Linked DNA regions of Homo sapiens: region 2 is linked to region 1. Evidence: read pairs that join two places in POLR2A ChIA-PET (ENCODE). Cell type or tissue: endothelial cell of umbilical vein. All regions are shown on one strand. Each heading gives the region's core, and the rest is flanking DNA. Links, peaks and the distances in the headings are about the cores only. Region 1 overlaps LOC105377527 (a long non-coding RNA gene). Region 2 overlaps CBR4 (carbonyl reductase 4).

The links. ChIA-PET counts read pairs that join two places held together with the same protein. Peaks named below come from ENCODE experiments on the same cell type or tissue, not always from the same donor. Only the 100,000 strongest peaks of a DNase experiment are listed, where the experiment ranks them.
Region 2: POLR2A ChIA-PET joins it to region 1 with 9 read pairs; 2 of 35 experiments call an interaction of 5 or more read pairs at or near these places.

The regions. Positions count from the first base shown.
Region 1 is chr4:169,042,762-169,059,487 of GRCh38, reverse strand. It overlaps LOC105377527 (a long non-coding RNA gene), which reads left to right. Exons shown (of 5, transcript XR_939429.3): 5 at 1-432. Among named protein-coding and RNA genes, the nearest start is that of CBR4-DT, 41 kb to the right of the region's middle. In endothelial cell of umbilical vein, for the core only: no CTCF peak of the experiment used is centred there; a DNase peak (open chromatin) is centred at 8,987; H3K27ac peaks cover 925 bases.
Region 2 is chr4:168,972,294-168,989,019 of GRCh38, reverse strand. CBR4 (carbonyl reductase 4) reads left to right here. Exons shown (of 5, transcript NM_032783.5): 5 at 1-1,430. Among named protein-coding and RNA genes, the nearest start is that of CBR4, 30 kb to the left of the region's middle. In endothelial cell of umbilical vein, for the core only: no CTCF peak of the experiment used is centred there; no DNase peak of the experiment used is centred there.

The DNA of each region.
Region 1 (16,726 bases), core at 4,112-12,111:
AGATTGCTATCACCCCCTGGCCTACCATGTCGTTGGTGTGGCCAGTGTTTATCAGACAGTGGTGTTTCCAGCTTAGGCCTGAATGGAAGAAGAAACTGAAAGAAGAAATAAAAAGAGAGATGCGCCGGGCATGGTGGCTCATGCCTGTAATCCCAGTGCTTTGGGAGGCCGAGGTGGCAGACCACTTGAGGTCAGGAGTTCAAGACCAGCCTGGCCAACATGGTGAAACCCCGTCCCTACTAAAAATACAAAAAATTAGCTGGGTGTGGTGGCGTGTGCCTGTGGTCCCAGCTACTCCGGAGGCTGAGGCAGGAGAATTGCTTGAACCCGGGAGGCGGAGGTTGCAGTGAGCCAAGATTGTACCACTGCACTCCAGCCTGGGCAACAGAGTGATACTCTCTCAAACAAGACAAAACAAACAAAAAAGAGGAGGCTCGGCACGGTGGCTCACGCCTGTAATCCCACCACTTTGGTAGGCTGAGGCTGGCATATCACTTGAGGTTGGGAGTTCGAGACCAGCCTGACCAATATGGAGAAACCCCATCTCTACTAAAAATGCAAAATCAGCCAGGTGTGGTGGCGCATGCCTGTAATCCCAGCTACTCAGAAGGTTGAGGCAGGAGAATCGCTTGAACCCGGGAGGCAGAGGTTGCGGTGAGCCAAGATCACGCCATTTTACTCCAGCCTAGGCAACAAGAGCAAAACTCCATCTCAAAAAAAAAAAAAAAAAAATGGAGAGAGAGATGTTTCTCAGCTTTGGGAAATGCTGACTTTTCCAGCACACCTTTGCTCAGAAAAGCCCTATGATATAAAGTGTCATAGGAACCTTGTCCTTGGAACCAAGCCTAGCCTAGGCTCAGGGACATCATGTGGGAGTGACATAAAGGAGGCTCCTCTGTCACTGTGCTTGGGTTACAAGTAATTCTCGACATGGGAGCATGTTGATTTCTAACCATCGGTGGCGGAGCTGTGACTTCCCAAGCTGGTGGCTGACCTCAAGAGGACTATTATAGACACTGTGGGACCACGGCCTGAGAAAAGAATGGCTACCTCCCTCTCTATCCCATGACCTCTAACGGCCCGGTCACCACCATGGCCTTTTGTTCCTGGAGAGGGACAGGAACTTTGGAAAGTGGGGTCGCTCTATTGCTTCTGCAGGTCATCTTCCCAGACTTGCCTAAGCCTCAGAATCTCAGTCTTCTGCTCTGTTTTGCACGTCTTTTTTGAAAGGTTTTTAAAAATTACAATCTACTGTACAGAAGAAAATAATACACAGAAAATAATTTTAGAAAATAATACAACAGATATCTAAGTATCCACCACCCAGATTGGACAACATATTAACATTTTGCCCCATCTATATCAGATATTATTTATTTTCTTTTTTACTTATTTTTGAGACAGAATCTCGCTCTGTCGCCCAGGCTGGAGCGCAGTGGTGTGATCTCAGCTCACTGCAACCTCTGCCTCCCAGGTTCAAGCGATTCTCCTGCCTCAGCCTCCCGAGTAGCTGGGACTAGTGGTGTGCACCACCATGCCCAGCTAACTTTTGTATTTTTAGTAGAGACAGGGTTTCACCATGTTGGCCAGGATGGTCTCGATCTCTTGATCTCGTGATCCGCCCGCCTCAGCCTTCTACAGTGCTGGGATTACAGGCATGAGCCACCTCGCCCAGCCTATTTTTATTTTTTTTAAGACATGGTCTTGCTCTGTCACCCAGGCTGGAGTGCAGTGGCACGATCTTGGTTCACTGTGGCCTTGACCTTCCAGGTGCAAGCAATCCTCCCATCTCAGCCTCCTGTGTAGCTGGGACTACAGGAGCATACTGCCACACTTGGCTGATTAAAACATTTTTTCTTTCTGCAGAGACAGGGTCTTACCATGTTGCCTAGGCTGGTCTTGAACTCCTGGGCTCAAGTGATTCCCCTGCCTCCGGCTCCCAAAGTAATGGGATTACAGGCATGAGCCAGCATGCCCAGCCTATATCAGATTTTTTTAAAATTGCAGATAGAATTAAAAACTTGCTTATCTATTTTTAGTAGAGGGAAAAACCTAAATAAGTTTAATTCTAGTAAGTTGCTGACTCTACACAACAACTTCCTTTCAGTCTTCAGATAATGGAAACTTTGTGGATTTATGCACAGCACCCAAACCCCAGAGATCTGCCCCAACAGAAAGATTGCCAACAAAATGTTTGTCTTAATACTTGAACAAATTTTTCTCAAACTTACATTGTATATTTTTCTCCACCAGTTTGCTAAATGTCCACAAGGTTAATACCCGCCCAGCCAAATGAAAAGACCACTGGGATCAGGTGCGGTGGCTCACACCTGTTATCTGTTCCAGCTACTTGGGGAGGCTGAGGTGGGAGGATCGCTGTAGCCTGGGAAATCGAGGCCGCAGTGAGCTATGATCAAGCCACTGCACTCCAGCCTGGCCAACAGCGCAAGAGCCTGCTCTAAAAAATCAAAATAAAAAAAAAAAGAGCATTGGGTCTCCAAAGGTAACAGGTGTGAAATACACCTTAGCCTACTCAGAATTTTGCCCCATGAAATAAGTAAGGATTATTAAATATTTCTGGAAACTCAAACAACTCTTTAAACAATGTTCACAATTTTTCAATGTCCACATCAGCCAAACCCACGGAAAGCTAAGCATTAATTCACCTACTGTTGGAGAGGCTAGACTATTTAAGGAATCTCTCCTGAATTCTAGTCCTGAATTTCCAATGCAACTCGTGTCCACTAGAATGTTCTGTGAATGTTTCAAGCTTGAAACGCCTGCAGCCAAACTTGTTTTCTTTCCATCCAATTATATCCTCTTTCCAATGTTCCCCTTTTTTCATTAAAGGCACCACTATTCTTCCAGCCATCCTGATTCACAGCCTCAGAGCTGGCCTCAATTTCCTTGTCTCCTTCGTCTTCCACATCCAATTATTCACTAAATCCTGTTGAATTTTTCTCAAAATATTTCTTGCACCTGTTTACTCCATTCTGCTCCCACTGCCACCTTTCTAATGAAGTATTTTCCACCTGTGTGTTTCGGCTCCTGCAGCAGATTCTGCATCTCCCCTTTCTCCTTTCAATGAATTATCAGTATCAGATTAATCTGCTGAAAGAAGCACTGTGTGCCATCCTGCTCAACATAATTCAGTGATTCCCAGATGGCTTACCAAATAACAGCTTTTAAAAAAATCCAGAACCTTCAGTGATCTTCACGATCTTTATATGTCCACCTTCCTAGACACATCCCACATTAGGAACCCATTGAAACCTCTGCCCCAGGCGCATGGCACTACTGGCTTGCTAATTCTGATTCCTGTTCAAGTATTTCTTTGGCCTAAGTATTCCTTCCCCTCCTTCACTACATGAACCAATCTTCATGGTGCTTAATATGAACCAGATCATCTGGTGGGCCTCTAATACAACAGTGAACAAGACAGAAACAACCCCTGCCTCCATATACTCCTTACAGCCTAGTGGAGAAAACAAAAGATGAACTGGCAGTTGGCATGCCAGGCTGTGCAGGAAGAACTGTGACAAGGAAAGACAAGGCTGAGGTGGGCGGATCACTTGAGGTCAGGAGCTCAAGACCAGCCTGGCCAACATGGTGAAACCCTGTCTCTACAAACAAAAAAAAAAATTAGCTGGTGTGGTGGTGGGCGCCTGTAGTCACAGCTACTCAGTAGGCTGAGGTGGGAGAATCTCTTGAACCCAGGAGGTGGAGATTGCAGTGAGCTGAGATTGTGCCATTGCACTCCAGCCTAGGTGACAGAATGAGACGCTGTCTCAAAAAAAAAAAAAAAAAAGGCCAGGACCCCAGAGCCAGGCATGGGGATTCAGAGCAGGCTTTTCAGAGGAAGGGATACCCAACCAAGTTTTGATCTGTTCTTCATGATGGCTAGTGAGGTGAAGGAGAGGGAGAAGGGTCAGAAAAGAACTCTACAGCAGAGAGAATCATCCTGCTCAGCCCCTATCCAACCTTTAATGCCCACCTCAAATGCCTTCCTTTTTTTTTTTTTTTTTTTTTGAGATGGAGTCTCGCTCTGTCACCCAGGCTGGAGTACAGTGGCACCATCTTGGCTCACTGCAACCTCTGCCTCCTGGGTTCAAGTGATTCTCCTGCCTCAGCCTCCCGAGTAGCTGGGATTACAGGTGCCTACCACCATGCCCGGCTAATTTTTGTATTTTTTAGCACAGACAGGGTTTCACCATATTGGCCAGGCTTGTCTTGAACTCCTGACCTCAGGTGATCCGGCTGCCTTAGCCTCCCAAAGTATTGGGATTACAGGCATGAGCCACTGCGCCCAGCCTCAAATGCCTTCTTGACCAGGCCGGTGGTGTACTGTGAGAACACAGACTTAAAGTCATCCAGAAACAAATCCTAACCCTGCCTCTGCTGCATGCTAGTTGTGTACATGACCACGCAAAATTTGCTCATTCTCAATATGAGTCAATCTCTGAATCTGTAAAAATACTCTTTCTTTTGACAGGGTCTCCCTCGGTTGCTCAGGCTGGTGTGCAGTGGCATGATCACAACTCACTGCAGCCTCGACTTCCTGGGCCCAAGCTATCCTTCCACCTCAGCCTCCTGAGTAGCTAGGACTACAGGCGTGCACCACTATAACCACCTAACTAAAAGACAATTTTTTTGTAAGGGTGGGGTCTCACTATGTTGCCCAGGCTGGTCTCAAACCTCTGGGCTCAAGCGATCTTCCTACCTCAGCCTCCCAAAGTGCTGGGATTACAGGCATGAGCCACTGTGCCCAGCAGAAATACTCTTACATTACAGAGTTTATTCATTAAATAAATATTAAGCACAAGAACCACATACTCTTCTCCGTGATAAGGATACACTTAAGAATAGGATAGAAATCTTGGCTCTTATGGTGCTTACATTCTAGTAAGGAAAAGGTGACAGTAAATAAGATAAATATGTACATTATGGAGTATATTGGAGGGTGATGGATTCTATGGGGAAAATACGTCAGAGAAGAGAGAGAGTAGGGGGGAATTGCAACTTTATTCATTTGTTTATTATTTAACTCATTTATTCAAACAAATAGTATTGAAGGTCTGCTACATGCCACACCCTGTTCTAGGCCCTGGGTGTATAGCAGGGAACAATGGACAATAACCTTTGCCTTTATGGAGCTTACATTCTGATCAGAAAGAGAGATAAGCAAAATAAAAATAGAAAAATATGGAGATGTAGCCGGGCGCAGTGGCTTACGCCTGTAATCCCAGCACTTTGGGAGGCCGAGGCAGGCGGATCACCTGAGGTCAGGAGTTTGAGACCAGCCTGGCCAACATGGTGAAACCCCATCTCTACTAAAAATACAAAAATTAGTCAGGTGTGGTGGCACATGCGTATAATCCCAGCTACTCGGGAGGCTGAGGCAGGAGAATCACTTGAACCCAGCAGGTGGAGATTGCAGTGGGCTGAGATTGTGCCATTGCACTCCAGCCTGGGCAACAGAGCGAGACTCCATCTCAAAAAAAAAAAAAAAAGCCAGGTGTGGTGGCTCACATCTGTAATCCCAGCACTTTGGGAGGCTGAGGTGGGTGGATCACGAGGTCAGGAGTTCAAGATCAGCCTGGTCAACGTGGTGAACCCTGTCTCTACTAAAAATACAAAAATTAGCTGGACGTGGTGGCACGCACCTGTAGTTCCAGCTACTCAGGAGGCCGAGGCAGGAGAATTGTTTGAACCTGGGAGGCGGAGGTTGCAGTGAGCCAAGAAGGCACCATTGCACTCCATCCTGGGTGACAAGGGTGAAACTCCGTCTCAAAAAAAAAAAAAAGAAAAGAAAAAAACATATGGAGATGTTAGTGCAAAATAGAAAGATGGATAGGAAAAATAGTAGATGAGTTCCAACATTCAACAGGGAGGCCAGCTAACCCGACTGAGAAAGCAGTAGTTATGAAAAGGTGTGGCGGGATCTAGGCCAGCCGTGTGAACAAATGGAGGAAGAGAATTCCAGGAACAGCAAGTGCAAAGATGCCACATTGGGACTGCATGGTGTGGGCAGGAGGAGCAAGTGAGGGGAGAGCAGAAAGAGGCAAACAGGGGAGAGCAAGGCAGGTCAGGGCCCTGTGGGTTATTGTAAGGACTTTGGCTTTTACTCGGAGTGACAAGGAAACCTAGTTTGGAGCAGAGGAGTTACCCGATCAGATTTGTATTTTAACATGGTGGCGCTGGGTCAAGAATAGTCAAGAAGAGGGACCAGGGCAGACGCTGGCAGGGCAGCTGGGAGACCACCGCAATCACCCAGACAAGGGGTAAGGAGGGTGTGGACAAGCGTGATGGCAACAGAAGACGGGCAGATGGCAGGGTTCTGGATGTATCTTAAAAGCAGGGCTAACAGGACTTGTGATCAGATACGGGATGCAGAAGAACTAAATTGATTCCATTTTTGGCTTGAGCAACTGGGAGAATGAAATAGCTCTTTACTGAGGCAGGGAAGACTCTGGGAGGAAAAGGTTGGGGGGAACTATCAGGAGTCCAGCTTTTGATGCGTTGAGTTTGCTTTAGGGTGATCCTGCAAAGTTTCACTGCAAAGGGGATAGTTCAGTAAAGACTTGAAGGAAATGAGGAGCAGAACTTGGGAAGATTAAATGAAAGGGTGTTTGAGAGGGCACTTCGCATAGTGCAGTGCCGGCCAGCTCAGGCTCCGTTAATTCCATTCCCTCATCCATAACAAACTTCTTCCGCTCCAGGGGGCAGGGGCTGGGAAGCATCAGTTCATTATTGGAAAATCCTCGCTCTAGTGGGTAGGCTGCACCTTGTGCATTGTAGTTGCCAAACTCTATTTGCTGAATTCACGAGAGAAAGGAATAAGCTATAATCAGTAAAGGAAACTGTTCCAACCAGCTTCCCTTTCTCCTTCCCTTCCAAAGAAGAGGTTTGAGCCAAGATGCTCTTGTGTCCGGGTGAGGGGAATTAGAGGTCTGAATCCTCTGTCTTATGGTGAACACAGCGTGGGGGTTCTCTGAGTGTAGAACCACCTGCAGCCCAATGAGCAGGGATAGTGGTAAAATATGAATTCTTGGACCCTTTCCCAGACCTTCTCATTTTGAGTTGTTAGGGGAGAAACGGGTATCTTTCTGTTACAGACACATGCAGTGCTTCCTTGGAAACTAAAGTTTAAGAACTACTGACACTAGGGAAGATGACCCTTCATTGACATTGCTCCTCGGAGGCAGATCATTTCCAGCCATGATGTGGTAAATTACAGCCGCTCTGCAATTTTATGAATAATGTGTGCTCATCACCTAATCAAACCTCTCCAGTGGAGGTAGAACCTGGCTGGCTCAGATCCCCACTCACATTGTCAGGTGATTGCTTTAGCAAAAGGCCTTCTGCCAAATACCTCTTGGTTGAACTTTGCAGCTTGAGGAGAGAAGTATGCACGAACACATAAATGCCAAATCTCTTATTATTCTGAGTTTTCAAACAATGAATACGATTCCACCCCACATTCTTGAGAAAGGGCAGCACACCTATCTCACCCTCAGCTGTGATGAAGCAAGAAACTCAGTTTCTTCACATTGCTCGGTGAGTCTATACCACAAACAGGACTAAAAGTCACATGTTGGCTTTGGGCACCATTTTATCGTGAGCCTTTCATAGCCCATCTTCCAAGGCTATTAAAATATCAGCTCCATGAGGGCAACATTCGTGTTGTTTATTGCTCTCTTCCCAGTGCCTAGAAGAGTGTGTGGCACACAGTAGTCATTCAGTAAACGGCAGAATGAATCCATTCCACTTCCTAAAGTGAAGAGCCAAATCGACACACATTCCCATCTGTGGAGTATCACAGTTTCCTGCAGTTTACTTCCACATACCTCACTCCACCAGTTAACTACCCCCTATATAAATCTGTGCAGTTTTCACTTAAGATATAACTTTCTGGTGACCCCATAAAAAATTGGCAGAAATTCTCAGAAAGGATGATAATGTAATTGGTCTTGTGGGGAATCCATGGAGGGATATATTTCACATTATTCATGTTTCCAGATGGGCTTCAGTCCCCAGTGCAGTCATTCCAGAACCCTTTCTCAGCGTTAAGTTTACTCCGAAAAATATAAATAGTGATTTAGGGCTTGATTGCTCCCACAAAAGGCACCCCTGTTTTGGTGCAGGGTGGGAAGGGGGGCAGAGGAAGAGGCAGCTGGGAAGCTGAGTGAGGGGCCAGGCGCCCGCTGGGTGTGAGCCAGCAGCTGGTCAGAGTATCTCTGGAGGATGAGGGTTTCGCAGGTGGGGGCTGGGGACTAGCTAGAGATGGGATTGTCCGTGGTCAGGCAGTTCAGGAAGCTTTCAGCAGCAATAAAGCTTGGATGTGGGCATGCCAAGCTTGGAGGAGATATGGGTCCATTCCCATCCTTCTGAAAAAACAGTCTTCAAACACCACGGCTAGTGTCCAAGGCTACTTAGCTCAGCTGGTTGGGGTGCTGGGCTACTAAAATTTCACTGTAGCATTTCCTGAATTCTTACTAGGCTCATATATTAACACCTTCAACAAATATTTGTGTGTCAGCCTCTATGCTGAGGGCTGGGGATACAGCTATGAACAAGGCTGTGAACTAAGTACTGTTTCTTTACCAGTGAATTCTTCCATTTCATGGGCCTCTGATTCTGGCCCTAGTCAGATATTTCTCAAATGCCTGACGTTGTTTCCAAAGGGGTACATTCGGAGTAGCTAGATCACAGCAAACGCTTCAAGAGTTCTCAACAATAGGTCAGTGGAACCTTGATATTCTAAGGACATAATGATCTAATTTAGACTGAAAATCATCTAGCCAAACACACACTAGGCATTTAATTCATGTAAGGCTCAATCAGAATGTCAGTATGAACCAGATAGGACAGAGTGTTCATTTGCAGAGAACAATATCCCGGCTTGCCTGGGCGGCTGCAAAGCCTTTAAACTGAAATCCTTGCTTCCACTCTTGCTCTGCACAGCAGCCAAAGAATTTTATCAACCCTCCACCGGCTTCCTGTTGCAATTCGAATAAAATTCCATCTCCTTACCAGGATCTACGCAGCCCTGGAGTCTGGCCCCTGGTTGTATCTCTGGAAGCTGGTCCTGGCCTTGGAGTTGACCTGAAACTCTTTCCCGCCTCATCTTTTCTCGCCTGGCTCCTCATTATGCAGAGCTTTGTTCAAATACAAAGCTCTCCTTCCCAGGGAGGTCCTTCCTGGCCAGTCTTTCTGTAGCAGTTCTGGACCTTCCCCACGGCATCTCTTTATGTCCTTAGCGTATTTCTTATTCTTCATAGTGGGAATATTATAGCAATTTATAGCAATAAATGTTTGTTGAGTGAATTAATATGCATCACACTTACTAAACACCCAAAGGTTTTCTGGGGATGTCTATGACTATTACCAGATGGCCAATGGTTTGCGGCACTTTATTTTTATATTTTTTTACAGCCCACCCATAGGAGATGACAGTACTTTATTTTATTTTATTTTTATTTTAAGAGACAGGGTCTCACTGTGTTATCCAGGCTAGTCTCGAACTCCTGGGCTCAAGCAGTCTTACCTCAGCTGCCCAAAGTGTCACCAGGCTGGAGTGCAGTGGCACGATCTCGGCTCACTGCAACCTCAGTGAGGTGTGAGCCACCACTTTTAAAACGGGCCTGACAGCACTTTTTAAAATCATATTTGAAAACCTGGTACTTGACACAGAGCCCTAGAACCTACTATTAACAAAGTGCTTAATATTGTTGTTGTTGTTGTTAAATTGATTCTAACTAAATTAACACCAGACCAGTGACTGGAAAAATCACATGTGACCAAAGAATCCCATTGATGGTGTCAGACAATGACCCAGGAAGAGGAGTTCATAGCGGCTGCTTGTTTCCTTACTGGAAATGCAGGGTGACAGCAGAACTCAGGGAACATGGTGCTACCCAGTAAAAGAAACAGTGCATAGGCCGGGTGCGGTGGCTCATACCTGTAATCCCAGCTCTTTGGGAGCCCGAGGCGGGCGGATCACCTGAGGTCAGGAGTTCAAGACCAGCCTGGCCAATGTGGTGAAACCCCATCTCTACTAAAATACAAAAATTAGCCGGGCATGATGGCGAGTGCCTGTAATCCCAGCTATTCGGGAGGCTGGAGACTCGCTTGAATCCGGGAGGCGGAGGCTGCAGTGAGCTGAGATCACGCCACTGCACTCCAGCCTGGTGACAGAGCGAGACTCCGTCTCAAAAAAAAAAGAAAGAAAGAAAGAAAGAAACAGTGCATAACAGGGGCAGGGCTGTTTGCAATGTGATGAAAGCATAATGGTGCTGCAGTCCTGGGCCTGATGTCATCTTGAGACTGGATGTTGGTAGGATGGTGCCCTTCTGTAATATGTTTAGTAGCTGCACTTGCTGAATTGACAGCCTCTCTGTTTAAAACTGACAAGGAGAAAATTAAAGTTTCCCCTGCTTTTCATGTCATGCATGAATAACCAATTGCTTGGCAGCTAGTTAAAATTCATATTTCTCTTGTCAGGTTTTTAGAGACTGTGAAGATCAGGTTAATGTAAGCCTTCCCTCCTTTTGCCCTCTTGGCTAACTAGCTAGTTATATTTGCATTTCTTTTTATATAAATCTTTTTTTTTTCCTGTCCCTTTGACAGCACAGTATCAGAGATGGCATATTATCTTCAGATGTGCCATGCTGGAAAGCGTTTGCTCTTATATAAATATAGAGGCAGAAAGAGACTGTCTTTCTTCGCACGTATCCAATCCTTTTAGGTATCCAATCCTTTTAATGACTCCAAGTCAAAGGTTGTTTTTTCTCACCAACAAAAAGGATTTGTCAACTACCAGGAATCTGAGAGTTTTCTAATCCTACTGGGGTGGGAAGTTCTAAACATTGTGACATAGACTTTTCTATTTGTATAGAGTCACTCACAGATCCTACACCATGCAATTGTATCATTGCCTCATGGAAAAGAAGACGCTCTTCAACTTTAACATGTTTTTGACACCTGCTAAACACCTGGTAATGCTAGCTTTCTACTCAGGTCTCTTCTCAGCTCTCTTCTCAGCTCTACAGATTATAAATCTTTAATGCTGACAAAGGAGTTATCCTGCTGCTGCCAGAAAGAAGCTACACAAATTTTGCGATGCTGTGAGGCAAGGCACAAATCTCAGAACTGTGGAAAACAGAGAATCTTTCCCTTCTTCAGTTGTGTCTTCTTGCCACAACTTCCATAGAATCGCAGCTGAGAGTCACTGGCAGCTGTAGCCACATCTTCTCTCCAAATCACAGAGAAATAACTGAGCGGGGAATTAAGAGTTGTCTCTGGGTTGCACAAACAATGTCTCAGGAACACGCTGGCCACCACTCTGTATGAGGAATGAGAACTGGAGCGCAGGATATGAATTTTTCTCACCCTCAAAAAACCCAGGAGAGATACCCTCCTAAGGTTTATAGGAAATTTGTTCCTGACCCAAGGGTCAGAGAATAGCTTACTATGAATTTTAATTGGCTCCCAAGTAATTGCTAATTCATCTCTGACTTTGGCAGGAAAAAAAAATTAAATGTTAAAGAAATGAATTTAGCAGGAAGACTTTTTTCCCTTCTTTTCTTTTCTTTTTTATATGAGCACGGTCCTACAGCTGTTGAAGCCTAACAGAGAAGATGGTAAATAAACATGCAGGGCTAGGGGCGTTCATTTGCAGAACTTTCTGCTTGAAGAGGAGCCTGGAAAACTGCAGGACTCATTTGGGATTACAAATCTTTTTTTTTTTTTTTTTTTTTTTTTTTTTTTGAGACAGGGCCTTACTCTGTCACCCAGGCTGGAGTGCAATGGTGCTATCTCAGCTCACTACAACCTCTGCCTCCCAAGTTCAAGTGATTCTCCCACCTCAGCCTCCTGAGTAGCTGGGATTACAGGCACATGCCACCATGCCCAGCTAGTTTTAGTATTTTTAGTAGAGATGGGGTTCTGCCATGTTGGCCAGGCTGGTCTCGAACTCCTGACTTCAGGTGATCCATCCGCCTCGGTATCCCAAAGTGCTGAGATTACAGGCGTGAGCCACTGCGCCGGGCCTGGATTATAAATCTTTAATGCTGACAAAGGAGTTATCCTGCTACTGCCAGAAAGAAGCTACACAAATTTTGTGATGCTGTGAGGCAAGGCACAGTGGGTGCGAGATGCAGAAGGGACAGGACACAGGAGGGCCTGTCCCCACCATGCAAGTCACATGAAACCAAAACCAACCTAACTTGGGTTTGAGAAACTAAAGTCCCAGGTGTTGGACTCACCTCTTGTCCTTGTGGACTTCAGAGGATCCGTCTTTGTCCCTACCCTTTCCTCTCATTTCCTCCCTCCCCAATTTTTTTCCCTGACATTTCTCTGCTCAAACTCACATTTTCTCTTATTTGATGTCTGCTACATATATAACATACAACATGTTTTAAAATGTATAGTTGAATCATCAAACATTGAGCATTCTTTCTGGGAATTTATGCTGCCTGGCAGATAACGTCCATCTGTTCACTCGCCATTCATTGCCAGTCACCTGTGCCCTTGTCTTTCTCTGTTGTGGAGGCTAAAGAGAGAAATTTTCAACTTCCCCAATTGCCCATGGCTAGGTGGAACCCGAGGAGTCTGGTTCCTGCTTAAATCCCATGTGTGGCTGGGCACGGTGGCTCACGACCGTAATCCCAGCACTTTAGGAGGCCGAGGCGGGAGGATCACCTGAGGTCAGGAGTTTGAGACCAGCCTGGCCAATATGGTGAAACCCTGTCTCTACTAAAAATACAAAAATCAGCTTGGGCGTGGTACGGGCGCCTGTAATCCCAGCTACTCGGGAGGTTGAGGCAGAAGGATCGCTTGAACCCGGGAGGCGGAGCTTTCAGTAAGCCAAGATCGCGCCACTGCACTCCAGCCTGGGTGACAGAACGAGACTCCGTCTCCAACAAACAAAAACAAAAACAAAACAACAACAACAACAAAACCAAACCCATGTGTGATTTTTTTCAGGCCTGACCGACTGCTATTCCAGAGGCATCACCCGTCAGGCCTCACCGGAAGGCTGCACAGCCGGTGCCACCTCAGAGAGTCTCTGGCAAGAGGTCAGCCTCCTCTGGCTGCTCCTGCCCTTTTGTGGATCTGCTTTCCTAGTCCAGGTGCTCTGTTCGGAGGGCTCAGGGACCCTTAAGGGAAGACACCTTTCTTCACTCTGACTCAGTACTTTTACACTCTCAGCTTTTTCCCCTCTCACTACCCAACTCCCCAGCCCCTGGTCCACAACCCTTCAGGAAGCCTTTGGTTAGGGGCCCCCTCAAGAGTGAGATGACCCCCACATCTGTGCTGATCCTCCTGACCCTGAACCGTATGGGTGCATTGTTCCAAGGGGAAAATGAAGCAGGAGAGCTCAGCACTCCCTCCAGTGTTAGCCTCTTGCTTGTACTACTGCAGTGCGGGATTAAAGTCTTCGCTATTACTTCCATTTGTGCTTGTTGTAGCTTCAAGTGGCTACTCTAACACCTGACAGCTCAGCTCCCTTCCAGCTCTACTGAGCTCCTGACAGCGCCATGCGATGCAATTTAATCTAAGAGGAATTCAGCCGCATGGTTATACCGGGGCACGGTGGAGAATAAATGACATTCTGCCTTTGTTCTGCCTAAAATACAGGTGTGATGACTGGAGATGCAGAAGCCATTCCATTATATCAACATAACATGATAAGCCAAGACCCTAAAGATGCTGAGAAAAATGGTCAAAAGAGCTTGGGGTTTTTTTGGTTTTTTTGTTTGTTTGTTTTGTTTTTTTTGAGGCAGTGGTCTCACTGTGTTGCCCAAGCTGGTCTCAAACTCCTGGCCTCAGGCTTCAGCCTCTCAAAACTGCTAGGATTACAAGTGTGAGCCACTGCATGAGACTGGGCTGTTTTTTGTTTGGTTTGGTTTTTTTAGAGACAGGGTCTTGCTCTGTCACCCAGGCTAAAATGTAGGGATGTGATCATAGCTCACTGCAGCCTCAACCTCCTTGGCTCAAGTGATCCTCCCACCTCAGCCTCCCAAGTAGCTGGGAATACAGACATGCACTACCACACCCAGCTAATTAAAAAAACAAAGTTTAGTAGAGACGGAGGTCTCCCTATGTTGCCCAGGCTGGTCTCGAACTCCTCACCTCAAGTAATCCTCCTACCTTGGCCTCCCAAATTGTTGGAATTACAAGCGTGAGCCACCATGCCCAGTACTGTCTGGTTTCTTAATAACATTGTTGAGCCATTGCAATAGCCTTGGGATATTGCTCTTTGTACTTTTTCTTATGCAAGAAAAACAGATTCACAAGTTATTTGATGACTCTCTTCCCATCAAAAGGAAAAGTCTAATTCTTTTTCCCTTGATTATGGATCAGCTTGAGCTTGTTGCTTCTAACAAATGGAAGAGAGCAACATGCTGGAGTGATCACATGGAGGAAGCACAAAGGGATACATGCCCAAGGGGCCCCAGCTGTTCCAGCCCCTAGACATTTGAATCTACTCAGGCACCAAGTAAGCAGGTGAATAGCCTTCAGGTGATTGCGGCCCACTCCCAGCTGAAGCCAAGTGGAGCGCAGATGAGCTTCCCCTGCTGAGCCCTGCCCAAATTGCAGATTTGGAAGCAAAATGAATATTGTTTTAAGCCACAAATTTGTGAGTGTTTTGTTACATAGTATAAGGAGCCAGAACAGCTCTACAGATGTAAATTATAGTCAGATATGTTGCTATTTATAACCAAAGCATTCCTAACTTATAAATGTTTCAACATTAATAAGCAGAAGAAAGTGTAATAATCTTATCAAGGTAATACAAGTTACTTGTTTAATATAACCACCTTCATGGCAAGCCTCAATTTCATAACCTAATCACTTTGAGTACAACTTGGACCTAATGGGTAGCTTTTTTTTTTTTTTTTTTTTTGAGACAGGGTCTTGCTCTGTCACCCAGGATGGAGTACAGTGACACAATCATGGCTCAGCACAGTCTCAAACTCCTGGGCTGAAATGATCCTCCTACCTCAGCATCCTGAGTAGCTGGGACTAAAGGCAGGCCCCACTATGCCCAGCTAATTTATAATTTTTTTTTTTTTCTGTAGAGATGGAGCCTTGCTATGTTGCCCAGGCTGATCTTGAGCTCCTGGGCTCAAGCAGTCCTCCAGCTCAACATCCCCAAGTATTGGGATTATAGGCATGAACCACCACTCTTGGCCTCTGTGTAGCATTTTATAGAAAATATAAAGTTGATATTATAAATTTTATATTAACAGATTTCTATAATTAAAAATCTTGGCTAGATTGTTTTTCCTTTACTCTTTTTTTTTGAGATGGAGTTTCACTCTTGTTGCCCAGGCTGGAGTGCAATGGCACCATCTCGGCTCACTTCAACCTCTGCCTCCCGGGTTCAAGTGATTTTCTTGCCTCAGCCTCCTGAGTAGCTGGGATTACAGGCATGCACCACCACGCCTGGCTAATTTTGTATTTTTAGTAGAGATGGGGTTTCTCCATGTTGGTCAGGCTGGTCTCGAACTCCCAACCTCAGGTGATCCGCCCGCCTCAGCCTCCCAAAGTGCTGGGATTACAGGCATGAGCCACCATGCCTGGCCTCCTCTACTCTTTCATTAGTAGAGTTAATATCCATTCATTGCGCACTTGCTATGTGCTAGGTGCTAAGGACACAATAGTGAACAAGATTAATCACCTGAGATCCTTGTCCTAATGAAGCTTACCTTCTGGGGGGGAAAACATGATAAAAATGCAGACAAGTATGTTAATATAATAATTTCAGATCATAATGTGAAGAAATTAGTGTGGGATATGTGGGGGAGATGGGGAATAGATAGTTTTGCTTTAGTTAAAATGTCAGGGAAGGCATCTCTAAAGAAGAAACATCAGAGATGAGACCTGGATGATGAAGGGAGCCAGCCATGGGAAGTTCTGGGGTAGAAGTGCTTCAGACTAAGGGAATAGCCAGTGCAAAGAGCCTGTAGCCAGAATAAGGTTGGTAGAGTCCAGAACAGAAATTAAAAAAAAGTGGGGACAGAGGGTGGGGTGGGGGAGATGGTACTAAGTGAGAGAAGGGGAGCAGACAGGACCCATATCCCTTAGGTCCTTGTAGGCCATAGTAAAGAATCTGGAAGTTATTTCTGTAAGTGCAATGTTAAAGGTACTGACAGGATATGCTTTGCACTTTTAAAAGATCACACTATGGAGAATGGAGTGCAGAGGGGCAAGAGTTGAAGCAAGGAGACCCATTAGAAGGCTGTGGCAGTAATCAAGAAGAGATGATTACGGCTTGATTACACATTGGCAATGGAGGTGGTGAGGAGCTCTGAGATCTGGGATAAATTGAGACAGAGCTTGAAAGAGAGCTGATAGAAATTGCCAATAGAGTGCTGACGGATTTCCACGTCGACTGGAAAGGCAAATTATTAATTTATGTGAATCTCAATGGTTTTGTCATCATTTGAGTGTACCATCCGGTTGTCCCCTGAGCCTACGTGTATGGTATTTGGAGGATAAATAGAAGGAGCACAAGGATGCAGACACTAAGAGTTTAAAGCTGAAGCCAGGCATGTCCTGTGCATTATTTCAAGCAGGTGTTGTTAATTAATGCCCCTCTCTGGCTGTATGGCAACAAGCTGTAGAGCCTCCTTCTGGGGCCATCCCTCTAGCTCTCAGTTCCTTTTGTTCCAAATCAGAGCACTAGGGTTTGAGTTACTTAGGATCTCACATGAAT
Region 2 (16,726 bases), core at 3,369-11,368, 70 kb after region 1:
AATGTGAAATACCAGGTAATAATTATTTTGCATTAAACTCTTTTTATCGGGAATAGTATGATATTTTCAGTGTCACTCCATTCATGTTGATTTGGAGCTGACAGTTATTTTGTGTAAGCAGAGATTTAATTTTATATTGAAAGTCAGTGCAAAATTATGAATAGGATATACTAATAAATACAAAGTAATAACAAAAGTCAAAGCAGTGTTCTAAATAAAAATTCTGGGTTCCTTAAAAATTATTTTAAATTTATCTTTGAAATAGTTTTCTTAGATTAATCTCAGGATATGAGAAAGTCAATTAAGTGTGAGTAAAGTTAGTATCATTAAACAAATTGTCTATTAAATGCAAGACGTGGTAATATACAGAATTTATCAGGCATTACCAAGTCTAGGCACATATAGGAAATGCAGCACTCAGAATGGTTTCAATGTAGTAGTTGATGCTTGTAAGGTAGGGGAGCTTATTCAGACATAGTAGATAGTTTCTCTAATGCTGTCTCAATTGCTGGCCTTTGGCTACCTGTACTTCCCCATTATGGCAGCCCATTCAGTCTTGAGTTTTCTTCTCTGGACACCTTATGCTCTGAAATCATGAGCGAGGCTGATTCAATTGGTGATTTGGGTAGAAAGCAGTATGTTTTGCTGACATTAAGATGTAGGTTATAGATAGGTTTAGCCTTTAAGTGTATGTTTTTATACTTTAAAATAAGAAATATAACCTTTTAAGCTATTCCACCTCCTCCCCCAGCCTATCTCAAACTGGTGGAATATATGGAGAGATCTTGAAAGAGGTAAAATAAACCTTCACTGCTCCACTCCAGGTGAATCCGCCCACTCCCACTGACCTAGTAGAATTTGTAATTTAATACTTACCTTCTATTTCTGAAATCAGTTGTGAACTGTTGCCTTATGTTCAGAGGTTTAAGAACCTCAGTGAATTCATTTTTTAAAATCTGCTATTCTGAGAAGCATTGAATGAATTCTTAACAAGAAGACTCATCTGTAGCTGTTTGCTGACTCCTATGAGCCCATAAGGGTTCTGTGCTTAGCATTAACAAAATAAGGTTTATAGGTAAAGCCAATGTATTAATTTTTTTTTGCATGGAGGGCTTTAAAATTTGTGCTCTTTTTCATATTTTATTCATATTCAATTTATGGTTTGTAACTGCTTTTTAGGGAGATAATTATATGTTATAAATTAGTTTTGGGGGGAATAATTGTGCAAAGAGGATAATTTAATTTACGTGCTTCTGTTATTCAGAATAAAGAGAGAAGACTACGCTGCATATTCAAGAGTTGTACCTTAACATTGGTGAAACATTTTTTCTAAGATTTTCAAAAGGAATATGTGTAAATTGAGAAATCATAACCACTGTCCTAACTTGGTAAACAAACTGTTCTTAAATAAAGTATTTAATGATTTTAAACTTTCTGATGTTAATTTTATCTTTCTCTGCAACTATAAGAGTAGAGTTTAAAAATTTGTCTTTCAATTCAATTGTAAAACTTTTGAGGGAAGAGACCATACTGTGTTCATTCATTTAGCTAATTAAGTAACTCAACAGATACTGAGTGGGTACTAAATATTTTGTATTTGTTTTGATACCCACACCTTGCCTACTCATCTCTGAGTATATTGGATATATGCAGTAAAATATTCTTTAGTCATTACATTGTGCCATAGTTGGGGAGATCATTGAGATAAATCTGTTCTGACTCTCAGTTCATATCTTGGAATATTTCTTGATCAGATTCCTTTGGCTTTTTATGCGACTTTGATGCTTGCTTTCACTTTATAACTGAATTTGCAAAGTGAATCGACTATTTTCTCTTAGGCAGTATGCTTTCAGTTTGAGTAATTGTTAATACCAGCAATTTAATTAGAAAGCTTTGGCCTAATAATCCAAATGGAGATGGTATCAGTATTACCTGCAGAATATTTTTAAAAATAAATTTGAAACATACATCAGGAGACCCCCTCCCTGGAAATTTGAATAAGTGGTAGGCAGGGTGAGGGAAATGTGGAGATACATTTAAGACACTTATTTATTTATTTAATTAAATTAATTTATTTTGAGATAGGGTTTTGCTGTGTTGCCTCGGCTGGAGTGCAGTGGCATGATCACAGCTCACTGCCATCTCCAACTCCTGGGCTCCAATGATTTTCCTGCCTTAGCCTCCCAAGTGGCTGAGACAACAGGTATTAACCCTGCGTGACTAATTTTTTATATTTTTTTGTAGAGACAAGGTCTCACTGTGTCACCCAGGCTGGTCTTGAACTCCTGGCCTCAAGTGGTCCTCCTGCCTTGGCCTCTGAAAGTGCTGGATTACAGGCGTGAGCCACCATGCCCGGCCAGGAAAAATTCTTAAGTATTCAGATTGTTCATTCATTCACGAAATATTTATTTATTCATACTACATATGTAACACTGCTAGTAATAGGAGGTAGAATGGTGACAAAAAAACAACAAAAAACCGAACTCGAAGTTTCTGGAGCTCACAGAGTAATACAGTATGGTGGGGTCAAGCAGACTTAATCACACACATATAAAATTGCAACCAAAATATGCATTATAAAAATGAGAAGCTCTTATTGCTATTAAATAATTAGGGGAATTTGACCTATTCTAGAAGGTCAGGAATGGCTTCTCTGAGGCAAGGATTGTTGAACTAAAGTTAGAGTACAGTTGGCCCTCAGTATCTTTGGGGATTGGTTCCAGGATCCTCTGAGAATACCAAAATCTGTGGATGCTCAAGTCCCTTACATAAAATGGTGTAGTATTTGCATATAGCTTATGCATATCCTCCCATATACTTTACATCATCTCTAGATTACTTACAATATCTAATGCAATGAAAATAGCTGTTATATTGTTTTTTATTTGCATTATTTTTAATTGTTCTTATTTTTATTGTTCCCCCCCCGGATATTTTCTTTTTTTTCCTTTCCAACTTTATTTTAGATTTAGGGGGTACATATGTAGGTTTGTTATATGGGTAAATTACATGTCACAGGGGTTTGGTGTACAGATAATTTTGTCACCCAGGTCATCAGCATAATACCTGATAGGTAGTTTTTCAATCTTCTCCATCCTCCCACCCTCCACTTTCAAGTAGGCCCCAGTGTGTATTGTTCCCTTTTTTGTGTCCATGTATACTCAGGGTTTAGCTCCCACTTATTCTAAATGAATTAATGCAGGAACAGAAAACCAAATGCCACATTTTTGCATGTGGTATTAGGATACTTAGGATAATGGCCTCCAGCTCCATTCATGTTGCTGCAAAGGTCATGATCTCATAATCTAATTTTTTTTTGTAGCTGTGTTGTATTCCATGGTGCATATGTACCACATTTTCTTTATCCAGTCCACTATTGATGGGGATCTAGGTTGGTTCCATGTCTTTGCTGTTGTGAACAGTGCCGCAATGAGGGCATGAGTCTTCATGGTAGAATAATTTATATTCCTTTGGGAATATATGCAGTAATGGGATTGCTGAATCAAATGGTAGTTCCATTTTAAGTTCTTTGAGAAATCTCCAGACTGTTTTCCACAGTGGCTGAACTAATTTATATTCCACCAGCAGTGTATAAACGTTCTCTTTTCTCCACAACCACCAGCATCTGTTGTTTTTTAGCTTTTTTAATAATAGCCAATCTGAGTGGCGTGAGATGGTATCTCATGTTGGTTTTGATTTGCATTTCCTTAGTGTTTAGTGATAGTGAGCATTTTTTCGTATGCTTGTTGGCTGCACGTATGTCTTCTTTTGAGAAATGTCTGTTCACATCCTTGCCCATTTTTTAATGTTGTCATTTTTTGCTTGTTCATTTGAGTTCCTGATAGATTCTGGATGTTAGACCTTTGTTGGATGCATAGTTTGCAAATATATTCTCCCATTTTGTAGGTTGTCTGTTTACTCTGTTGATAGTTTCTTTTGCTATGCAGAAACTCTTTAATTATGTTCCACTTGTCAGTTTTTCTTGCATTTGCTTTTGGAATCTTCATCAAGTTTTTACCTGGGCCCATGTCCAGAATGGTATTTCTTAGGTTTTCTTCTAGGGTTTTTGTAGCTTTAGGTTTTACATTTAAGTCTTTAATGCGTCCTGAGTTGATTTTTGTGTATGGTGAAAGGCAGGGGTTCAGTTTCAATTTTCTGCATATGTCTAGCCAGTTATCCCAGCACCATTTATTGAATAGGAAGTCCTTTCCCCATTGCTTGTTTTTGTCGACTTTGTTGAAGATTTGATAGTTTTAGGTGTGCAGCTTTATTTCTGGATTCTCTAACCTATTCCATTGGTCTGTGTGTCTGTTTTTGTGCCAGTACAATGCTGTTTTAGTTACTGTAGCCTTTTAGTATATTTTGAAGTTGAGTAGTGTGATGCCTCCAGCTTTGTTCTTTTTGCTTAGGATTGCTGTTGCTATGACTCTTTGGCTCTTTTTTGGTTCCAAATGAATTTTAGAATGGTTTTTTGTAATTATGTTAAAAATGTCATTGGTAGTGTGATAGGAATAGCATTGAATCTGTAAATTGCTTTGGGCATTGTGGCCATTTTAACAATATTGATTCTTCCTATCCATGAGCATAGAATATTTTTTTTTCATTTGTTTGTGTTGCTTCTGATTTTTTCAGCAGTGTGTTATAATTCTCATTGTAGAATTGCTTTACCTCTCTGGTTAGCTGTATTGCTAAGTATTTTATTTGTGTGGCTATTGTGAATGGAATTGCCTTCTTTATTTGGCTTTCAGCTTGGATATTATTTGTATAGATAAATACTACTGATTTTTGTACATTGATTTTGTATCCTGAAACTTTCCAGAAGATGTTTATCAGATCTAGGAGCCTTTGGGCATAGACGATAGGGTTTTCTAGTATAGCATTACATCATCTGTAAAGAGAGATCATTTTACTTCCCCTCTTCCTATTTGAATGCACTTTATTTCTTTCTCTTGCCTGATTGCTCTGGCTAGGACTTATAATATTATGTTGAATAGGAGTGGTGAGAGTGGGCATCCTTGTCTTGTTGCAGTTCTCAAAGGGAATGCTTCCAGCTTTTACCTGTTCAGTATGATATTGGTTATGGGTTTGTTTAGATGGCTTTTATTATTTTGAGGTATGTACCTTTAATGCTTAGTTTGTTGAGGGTTTTTAAGATGAAGAGATGTTGAATTTTACCTAAAGCCTTTTCTCTGTCTCTTGTGAAGATTATGTAGTTTTTGTTTTTAGTTCTGTTCATGTGATAATCACATTTATTGATTTGCCTATGTTGAATTAACCTTGCATCCCAGGAATAAAGCATACTTGATCATGGTGGATTAGCTTTTTCATGTGCTGCTGGATTTGTTTTGCCGGTATTTTGTTGAGGATTTTTGCATCTATGTTCATCAGAGATACTGGCCTAAAGTTTTCTTTTTTTTCATTATGTCTGTGCCAGGTTTTGGTGTCAGAATGATGTTTGCCTCACAGAATGAGTTAGGAAGGAGTCCCTCCTTGACTTTTTGGAATAGTTTCAGTAGAATTGGTACCAGTTCTTTTTACATCTCGTAGAATTCAGCTGTGAATCTTTCTTGTCCAGGGCTTTTTCTAGCTGGTAGGATTTTTATTACTGATTTACTCACTGTTTGTTATTTGTCTGTTCGGGGTGTCAATTTCATCCTGGTTCAATCTTGGGAGATAATATGTTTAAGAATTTATCCATTTCTTCTAGGTTTTCTAGTTTATGTGCATAGAGGTGTTTGTAATGGTCTCTGAGGATTAAAAAAAATTTCTATGGGGTTGGTGGTAATGTCCCCTTTGTCATTTCTGATTGTGTTTCTTTGGATCTTGTCCCTTTTTAAAAAAATTAGTATAGCTAGCAGTCTATCAATCTTATTTATTCTTTTAAAGAACCAACTTTTGGTTTTGTTAATCTTTTGTATGGTTTTTCTCATCTATTTCATTCAGTTCAGCTCTGATTTTGGTTCTGTTCTTCCGCTAGCTTTGGAGTTGGTTTGTTCTTGTTTTTCAGGTTCCCTAGGTGTGATGTTAGGTTGTTAATTTGAGATCTTTCTAACTTTTTGATGTATGTGGGCATTTAGTGCTGTGAACTTTGCTTTTGACACTACTTTAGCTGTGTCCCAGAGATTTTCATATGTTGCATCTTTGTTTTAATTAGTTTCAGATAATTTCTTGATTTCTGCCTGAATTTCATTGTTTACCCAAAAGTCATTCAGGAGTAGATTGTTTAATGTCCATTTAATTGTATGTTTTGAGAGATCTTGTCAGTATTGATTTCTGTTTTTACTGTGCTGTGGTATGAGAGTGAGGTTGGTATGATTTTGGTTTTTTGAATTTGTTGAGAATTGCTTTATGGCCCAGTGTGTAGTCAGTTTTAGAGTATGTTCCTTGTGCAGATGAGAAGAACGTATATTCTGTTGTTTTTGAGTGGAGTGTTCTGTAGATGTTTGTTAGGTTCATTTGGTCAAGTACCAAGTTTAGATCCTGAATATCTTTGTTAGTATTCTGCCTCAGTGATCTGCCCAGTACTTTCAGTGGGATGTTGAAGTCTCCTACTATTAGTTTATGGTTATCTACATCTCTTTGTAAGTCTCTATGAACTTGTTTTATGAATCTGGGTGCTCCAATGTTGACTGCATATATATATATTTAGGATAGTTAAGTCTTGTTGAATTGAACCTTTTTATCATTATGTGATGCCCTTCTTTGTCCTTTTTGATCATTGTTGGTTTAAAGTTGGTTTTGTCTGGAATAAGAATAGCAACCCCTGCTCCTTTTTGTTTTCCATTTGCTTGATAGATTTCTTCCATCCCTTAACTTTGAGCATGTGAGTGTCCTTCTATGTGAGATGGTCTCTTGAAGACAGCATACAGTTGGGTCTTGCTTCTTTATCCCGTTTTCCATGCTGTGCTTTTTAAGAGGTGCATTTAACCTGTTTACATTCAAGATTAATATTGTTATGTGTGGAATTTATCCTGTCATCATGTTATTAGCTGATTGTTATGTAGACTTGATTGTATTATTATATTTGCTTTATAGTGTTAATAGAGTGTGTACTTGAGTGTGTTTTTGTGGTGATCAGTAATGGTCTTTCATTTTCATATTTAGTACTGTCTTATGGACCTCTTGTAAGGCAGACCTGGTGGTAACAAATGCCCTTAGCATTTGCTTGTCTGAAAAGGATTTAATTTTTCCTTCACTTATGAAGCTTAGTTTGGCTGCATATGAAATTCTTGGTTGGAATTTCTTTTCTTTAAGGATGCTGAATATAAGCCCCAAATCTCTTCTGGCTTGTAGTGTTTCTGCTGAAAGTTCTGTTGTTAGCCTGATGGAGTTTCCTTTGTATATGACCTACCCTTCTCTTTCAGGGATGCTAATGAGTCATAGATTTGGCATCTTTACATAATTCCATATTTCTTGGAGGTTTTGTTCATTTAAAAAAATTCTCTTTATTATCTGACTGAGTTAATTTGAAGAACTGTTCTTTGAGCTCTGAGATTCATTCCCCAGCTTGATCTGTTCTGCTATTAATACTTCTGATTGTTATGAAATTCTTATAGGCAGGTTTTCAGGTCTATCAGCTCAGTTTGGTTCTTTCTTTTCTTTATTTTTATTTTATTTTTTTGAGACTGAGTCTCATTCACTCTGTTGCCTAGGAGTGCAGTGATGCGATCTCGGCTCACTGCTACCTCTGCCTCCTGGGTTCAAGCAATTTTCCTGCCTCAACCTCCCGAGTAGCTGGGATTACAGGCATGCACCACCAAGCCTGGTAATTTTTGCATTTTTAGTAGAGACTGGGTTTCACCATGTTGGCCAGGCTGGTCTTGAACTCCTGACCTCAAGCAATCCATCCACCTCGGCCTCCCAAAGTGCTGGGATTACAGGTGCGAGCCACCACGCCTGGCCTGGTTCTTTCTTAAAATGGCTATTTTCATATTTTTATCTTTTGAATTGTTCTACTGGATTCCTTAGATTCCTTGGAATGGGTTTCAGTTGTCTCCTGAATCTCGATAATCTTAATTGCCATCTAGATTCTGAATTCTGTGTCTGTCATTTCAGCCATTTCCTTCTGGTTAAGAATCAGTGTTGGGGAGCTAGTGTGGTCATTTGTAAATAAGGAGACTCTTTGGCTTTTAGAGTTGCCAGAGTTATTGCACTGGCTGTTTCTCATCTGTGTGGGCGCTAATGTTCCTTTAATCATGGTGTAACTTGACTGTAGTCACTTGCCTTCATTTCTGGATGTTTTCAGAGAGCCAACTCTGTTGAATTCTTTTTTCTTTCTTTTTTTGAGATAGAGTCTTGCTCTGTTGCTTAGGCTGGAGTGTGGTGGCATGATCTCAGTTTACCACAACCTCCATCTTCCAGGTTCAAGTGATTCTTCTGCCTCAGCCTCCCGAGTAGCTGGGATTACAGGCATGTGCCACCACACCTGGCTAATTTTTGCATTTTTAGTAGAGACAGGGTTTCACCATGGTGGCCAGGCTGGTCTTGAACTCCTGACCTTGAGTGATCTGCCTGCCTCTGTCTCCCAAAGTGCTGGGATTACAGGCGTGAGCCACCACACCTGGTCTATTTGTGGCTGAATTCTTGTCTGTGTTTTCATAGGCGGTATATTAGCAAAGTATTTTTGGTGTTGAAGTTTGGGCTGTGATGTGTTTAAGCATACTGGCCAGTAGGTAGGCTCTTGCTCAGCCCTGTGGCTCCTTTGTATTTCCTTCCATTTGCAGTCATGTACCTTCTCAGTGCTCCAAGTGAGCCTCCTCTCAAGTGGGAGAGGAGGGTGTGGGCTCCTCTCCCACTTGAGTGCTGCAGACCTCAGCTTGGTACTCCCAGGCTTGGCACTGCAGCCCTGGGGCAAGCCAGACTTTTTGTTCTCTTTCCGTCTTGGGGGTAGCAGAGAGGGGGACCTTGGCAGTGTCAGTGGTAGAGGGCTTTTCATGTGTCTCTTTTGGTTGCACCCCAGGGATATACATAGCCATTGTCCATCAGAATAATCATCCCAGTGTGTTGTGGGCCCAAGCTGGGGGGGCCCTGCCTGGTGAAGAGCAGGGGAATTGGGGGCTCACAGGGAAGACAGACTAGCCTCTTCATAGGGCAGCTGCTGCATGCTGGAGGTGAGAGTAAGGCACTCAGGGTCTTTCTTTCTTCCCCAGTCTGAGGGTAGTTAGCAAGGGCAGTACCATTGCAGTGGCAGTGGCAGAGGAGCTGTCAGTTGCCTGTGGGAGCTCCGCCCCTGGGAAATGCAGAGCCACTGCGAATGGGAATATTCAGCTGGGGGTGGGGCAGCTGCTCTGGGGGCCAAAGCCAGAGGCCCTACATGGTGAAGAGTAGGCGGTGGGGGCTCATAGGGAAGAGAGACTGGTTCCTCTCCCTGTGGTGGCTGCGACATGCTGGAGGTACCAGTGAAGCAACCAGGCTCTTTGTTCGTTCTGCAGCCCAAGGGCAGCTAGGGCCGTACCGCTGAAGCCCCGCAATGGCAGAGGGTTGTCTCTGGGATTTCCCCACCAGGCAAACACAGAGCTGCCACTGACTGATCAGGCGGGGGCTGGGTGGCTGTGCTGGGGGCCCAGTCCAGGAGGCCCTGTGTAGTAAGGAGTAGCACATGGACAGGGACCTGTGTGGAAAACAGTCTGGTTGCTTTTCTATAAAGGAGCTGTGCTGTGCTGGGGGCCTGTGATAGTCCTTAAGCTCTTCTTTCCATTCCAAGCCAGAGGGCAGTAGGGTCAGGGGCTGCAGTAGTGGCAAAAAATGGCGGGCCTGCCTGCTGCCACTGGGAACTCCATCCTAGGGAAGTGCAGAGCTACTACCAGCTGAGAGCTCAGTGGGGGTGGGGTGACTGTGCTTGGGGTGTGGGAGCAGGGAGGGGGGCTTGTTGGGGGCAAGTCTGAAGGCCCTGCCCAAGGAGGAGTAACAGGAGGAGGGACCTGCGTGGAAAATAGTGTGGCCTCTTTTTCTGCAAGGCATGCTATGCTGTGCTGGAGGCTCAAGATAGTCCCTAACCTCTTTGCTCCCTCCTGATTCTGATAGCAGTTGGGGTGGGGGCTGTGCAGCAGCAAAAATGGCAGGCCTGTCTTTTACTCCTGGGAGCTCTGTTCCAGGGAATTGCAGAGCTGCTACCAGCCTGAGAGCTCAGGCAGGGGTGGGGTGGCTGCATTGGGATCCCAGGCCAGTGGGCTTTGCCTAGGGAGGTGTAGTTGGGGCAAGGCCTGTAGTTCGTCTGCTTCTCAGTACTGTGGATGCAGCCTCTCTCCTGGGGGTATGCGTGAGAACCTGGCCTCCTTTGTTGGCAAAGCTACAGCTGCTGGTGCAGGAGTGCTCACGGTTCCAAGACCCTTGGCCCTCCATTTGTGCCTGAGTGGCACACTCCACACGCTTTCTGTGTCAGCCTGGAGGCCACAGGGGAAGGGGGTCAGGGGAGGTCTCCAGAGCCTGAAATTGCAAAGGTTCATGGCAGAAACATGGTTTCCTGGGGCTCTTATTCACCATTTTCCTGCAGGGGGGAGCCTCACTTGGCACTGTGCCAATCCCAGGTGGGCAGCTGTCCTGTCTTTTTTCTGTTTTATGTTGACTACATTGCTTCCTTTATGAATCCCAACATGTCCTCTTGGACTGTTTAGTTAAAGAGCTAGTGTTTACTGGCCACTCTGTCTCCCTTCTGTGAGAGCAGCACACACTAGCTGCTTCTAGTCAGCCATCTTGCCACTCCCCTCCCCCAAATATTTTTGATCTGCAGTTAGTTGACTCCAAGGAAGTGATCACACAGACACAGAGGGCTGACTGTAAAGCCTTTCATTCAGAAGGAACAGCATGGGTAAAGATCTTTTGGTGACAAAGAACATTGTGAGTCAGGAATTGAACAGCCATGGAATGCAGAGGAGGAGAACATGGGTATGAGATGAGGCTGTAGGTCTAGATGATGCAGATCTTTGGAGGCCATGTTAAGGGTTTTGAACTTTATCCTAAGAAGTATTGAAAGATTTCAAGTAGGAGGATACATGATGTATTAGGAAAGATGATTCTGGCTATAGTATGGAGAAAAGGTTGAAAGGGGCTCAAACAGTGCAGCAATACCCATGTTTGTAGTACCCATTACCTCATGTGAGAGGTAATGGAAAATTGAGTCTAGGATAGTGAGAATAGAAATGGAGACAAGTGGTCAAATGAGATTTAGGAAATCAACAATACTTTGTGATGAACTGAATCTAGGAAATGTGTTTCTGATGTATAAATCTGGATGAGTGGTGGCGCCATTCGCAAAAAACACTGCATAAGAGCAGGTTTGTTGGTATTCGGCAGGGAGATCATGAGTTTAATTTTAAACATGCTGATTTCAGGTGCTTTGGAGATAGGATAGGAGACATCAAGTATGTATGGGTCAGAAACTCAGAGGGGAAATCCGGGCAAGAAATATATCATCTGTGTAGAAACAGTTACTAAAGTTTTGAGCAATAAGGAATGGAAGGGATTGCTTAGGTAGAGAGTTTAGAGTGAGCGTTTAGATGATAATTGCAAATACTCAGTATTTACTATTGTCAGGCACTGTTCTATGTGTGGGCATAGGATGGAACCTTGAGGAACACCAGCAGCATTTACTGACGGGTTAGAGATAGATGAGCCTGCAAAGGAGTCTAAGAAGGACTAGTTGGAGCAGTAAGTAGAAAATCAGGAGAAAGCTGAGTGCTAGAAGCTGATGAAATAAACTTTTCTTGAAGGAAGGAGTTCTTGATATCAATACTGCTAGGCATATAAGATGGATTGCTAACAAGAAAATCATTGGTAACTTCAATAAGAATTGTTTTTGTGGGGGAGATGCTGGAAAAGATGGCAGATAGGAGACAGGACTAATGTGCAGCTCCCGCTTAGATGGACAGAACAGGGTCTGGAGACTCACACTGTGAACTTTTACTCCAAGAACCACCACAGGAACATATCAGGAAAACTGAAAGAATTCACAGACCCTTTGTAAGAAGTGGCTTGTCACTGCAAATGCTGTGAGACAGCAAAAAACTGTGAGTTCCCAAAGTGTGAGGGGGGAAAAGTTGGCTTCCGAACACACATACCCACTGGGGAAATGTGTCAGGCCTCTGAGCCCAAGCTAAGCCATCATATCCCCTGTGACCTGCATGTATACATCTAGATGGCCTGAAGCAAGTGAAGATCCACAAAAGAAGTGAAAATAGCCAGTTCCTGCCTTAACTGATGACATTCCACCATTGTGATTTGTTCCTGCCCCACCCTAACTGATAAATTGACTTTGTGACAATACACCCTCCCCGCCCTTGCGATAATATACTTTGCGATATTCCCCCACCCTTGTGAATGTACTTCGTATGATACACCCTCCACACCTTTGAGAAGATGCTTTGTAATATCTTCCCCCGCCCTTAAAAAGGTACTTTGTAATATCCTTCCCTGCCCTTAAGAAGGTAATTTGTAATATTCTTCCCACCCTTGAGAATGTACTACAAGATCCACCCCCTGCCTACAAAAAATTGCTCCTAACTCCACCTCCTATCCCAAATCTATAAGAACTAATGATAATCCCACCACCCTTTGCTGACTCCTTTTTCAGACTCAGCCCACCTGCACGCAGGTGAAATAAACAGCCTTGTTGCTCACACAAAGCCTGTTTGGTGGACTCTTCACATGGACGTGCATGACAAAATGGATTTAGGGAGCCAAGTGAAATATAAAAGTAGAAGAAGCAGCAGGAGGAGCCCCGTAGGTACTCCCAGTCCTTAGCTCGAGCCCATGGAAGCTATTCCTGGCGTTACCTCACAGAGGTCCTTGGGGAAGGGAAGGCAGCCAGCAGAATTGGGAAGGGGCTACAGAGTGAAGGAACCTCCTAGCTGAATTTTGTGATAATTTTGACTAAGCGTGAACTTCCCTGAGTAGCATCTGGGGTGAGGGGCAAATGGGAAGTGCATATATGAGCGCAGAAGATGCAGCTGAACATGTTGGCAGGTGGGGAGGCAAGGCCTGAGAGCCCTGCTTGCTTTCTCAGCAGGAAGGCTTGTAGCTTGTGGCAAGATCTCAGCCCAGCTTGCTGGCTGACTGGATATAACTCCAGTGCGGTTAGGGAGGCATGGTGGGAGTGAGACTGGTCTTGCTGACTGTGGGGGAGTTGGGTGAGGTCTGTCACTGTCAGCTTTCCCCCACTTCCCTGGCAACCTGTATGATGCAGCAGAGGCAGCCATAATCCCCCTGGGAACATAACTTAATTGGCCTGGGAGCCACCCTTTCCCCACTACATAGTGGCCACAGCAAGTCCCGCCCAGGGAGAATCTGAGCTCAGACCTGCCTAACCCTGCCCCCACCTGATGGTTTTTCTCTCCCCATCTTGGTAGCCAAAATCAAAAGATGTAATTTCTAGGGAGCTCTGTGGCCCTGCCCATTACCCAAGAAACCTGAGTACTCATCCTGGCCAAAGTAGGGCAAAATTATATCTCCCTTCTACTACTGCAGCTGGCAAGCTCTTGAAAGCATCACTTCCTCGCTAGAGGCCAATGAACTCAAGCCACTACAGCAACTCAGAACAACTCTGCCCCAGAGAAGGAGAATACAACAGGTAATTCTACCACCTGCACACCCTAGCTAACTAGAGGTCCTGAGTCTATCCTTGTGACAACTTCACTGCTAACATAACCAGCATTCAAGAAAACCAGTGCACTAAATTACAACCAAGGACTCCCACAGAGTCCACTTTACTCCCCTGCCACCTCCAATGGAGCAGGTGCTGGTATCCATGGCTGGGAGACCTGAAGGTGGATCACATCACAGTACTCTTTGCAGACATTCCCCATTGCCAGCCTGGAGTCTGGTAGCCCTGAAGGGTGGCTAGACCCAGAAGGGCAGTAACAATCACTGCAGTCTGGCTCTCAGGAAGCCCCATTCCTAGAGGAAGGGGGAGAGAACCACATCAAGGGATCACCCCATGGGACAGAACCTGAACAGCAGCCATTGAGTCCCAGATCTTTCCACTGAAACAATCTACCCAAATGAGAAGAAATCAGAAAAGTAACTCTGGTAATATGACAAAACAAGATTCTTTAATAGCATCCCCAGGAGATCACACTAGCTCTCCAGCAATGGATCCAAACCAAGAATAAATCTCTGAATTGCCAGAAAAAGAATTCAAAAGGTTGATTATTTAAGCTACTCAAGGAGATACCAGAGGAAGGTGAAAACCGACTTAAAGAAATTAAAAAAAAATAAAGGATATGGAAGAAACAGTCTCCAGAGAAATAGATATCATAAAGAAAAGACAATCATAATCTGGAAATGAAACAGACACTTAGTGAAATGCTAAATACAGTGGAAAGTTTCAGCAATAGAATTGCACAAATAGAAGAAAACATAAGAGCCCAAAGACCAGGCTTTTGAATTAACCCAATCCAACAAAGACAAAAGAGAATAAAAAAAATGAACAAAGCCTCCAAGAAATTTGGGAATTATGTTAAATGACCAAATCTAAGAATAATTGGTGTTCCTGAGGAATAAGAGAAATCTAAAAGTTTGGAAAACTTATTTGAGGGAACAATCAAGGAAAACTTCCCTGGTCTTGCCAGAGATCTAGACATCTAAATACAAGAACCTCAAAGAACACCTGGAAAATTCTTCACAAAACATCATCACCTAGGCACATGGTCATCAGGTTATCAAAAGTCAAGATGAAGTAAAGAATCTCAAGAGCTGTGAAGCAAAAGCATCAGGTAATCTATAAAGGAAAACCTATCGGATTTCCAGCAGTTTTCTCAGCAGAAACCCTGCAAGGCAGAAGTGATTGGGGTCCTCTCTTTAGCCTCTCTTCAGCCAAGAATTTTGTATCTAGTGAAACTAAGCTTCATAAATGAAAGAGAGATAAAGTCTTTTTCAGACAAAGAAATGCTGAGCGAATTCGCCACTACCAAGCCAGCATTACAAGAAATGCTGAAAGGAGTCCTAAATCTTGAAAGAAAATCTTGAAATACACCAAAATAGAACCTCCTTAAAGCATAAATCTCACAGGATCTATAAAACAATAACACAATGAAAAAAAGCCCAAGGTATTCAGGCAACAACTAGCATGATGAATAGAATAGTACCTTACATCTCAATACTAAAGTTGACTATAAATGGTGTAAATGGTCCACTTAAAAGATACAGAATGGCAGAATGGATAAAGATCATTCAAGACTACTATGAACACCTTTATGCACACAAACTAGAAAACCTAGAGGAGATAGATACATTCCTGGAAATATACAACCCTCGTAGATTAAACCAGGAAGAAACAAATTCTGAACAGACCGATAACAAGTAGCGAGATTAAGAGTAATTAAAAAATCGCCAACAATGAAAGGCTAGGACCAGATGGATTCATGACTGAATTCTATCAACATTCAAAGAAGAATTGGGGCTGGGTGTGGTGGCTCACGCCTGTAATCCCAGCACTTTGGGAGGCCAAGGCAGGTGGATCACCTGAGGTCAGGAGTTTGAGACCAACCTGACCAACATGGTGAAACCCCATCTCTACGAAACATACAAAAATTAGCTGGATGTGGTGGCAGGTGCCTGTAATCCCAGCTACTTGGGAGGCTGAGGCAGGAGAATTGCTTGAATCCAGGAGGTGGAGGTTGCAGTGAGCTGAGATCACACCATTGGATTCCATCACAGGCAACAAGAAAAGAATTGGTACCAATCCTACTGAAACTATTCCAAAAGATAAAGAGAGAATCCTCCCTAAATCATTCTATGAAGCCAGTATTACCCATATACCAAAACTAGGAAGGAACATAACAAAAACAACAAAAAAACTACATATCAATATCCCCAATAAACATAGATGCAAAACTCCACAACAAAATACTAGCTAACTGAATTCAACAATATATTAAGGATAATGCACCATGATCAAGTGTATTTCATGATGGGGACGCAAGGTTGGTGTAACATACACAAGCCAATAGATGCAATACACCACATAAACAGAAGTAAAAACAAAGATAATGATCATCCCAATAGATGCAGAAAAAGCATTTGACAAAATCCAGCAGCTTTTTATGAGTAAAACCCTCAGCAAAATCGGTACAGAAGGAACATACCTTAAGGTAATAAAAGCCATCTATGACAAGCTCACAACCAACATTATACTGAATGGGGAAGCGTTTAAAGTATTTCCTTTAAGAACTGAAACAAGACAAGGATGCCCACTTTCACTACTTCTATTCAACACAGTACTAGGAGTCCTAGCCAGAGCAATCAGACAAGAGAAAGAAAGGGCATCCACATTGGTAAAGAGGAAGTCAAACTGTCACCGTTTGCTGATGATATGATCGTATACCTAGAAAACCCTAAAGACTCATTTGGAAAGCTTCTAGATCTGATAATGAACTCAGTAAAGTTTCAGGATACAAAATCAGTATATACAAATAAATATCACTGCTATACACCAACAGCAACCAAGCTGAGAATCAAATCAAGAACTTAACCCCTTTTACAACAGCTGCAAAGAAAATAAAATATTTAGGAATATACCTAACCAAGGAAGTATAAGATCTCTACAAGGAAAACTACAAAACACTGCTGAAAGAAATCATAGATGACACAAACGAATGGAAACACATCCCATGCTCATGGCTGTGTAGAATCAATATTGTGAAAATGACCATATTGCCAAAAGCAATCTATAAGTTCAATGCAATTCCTGCCATAATATCATCACCATTCTTTACAGAACTAGAAAAAGCAA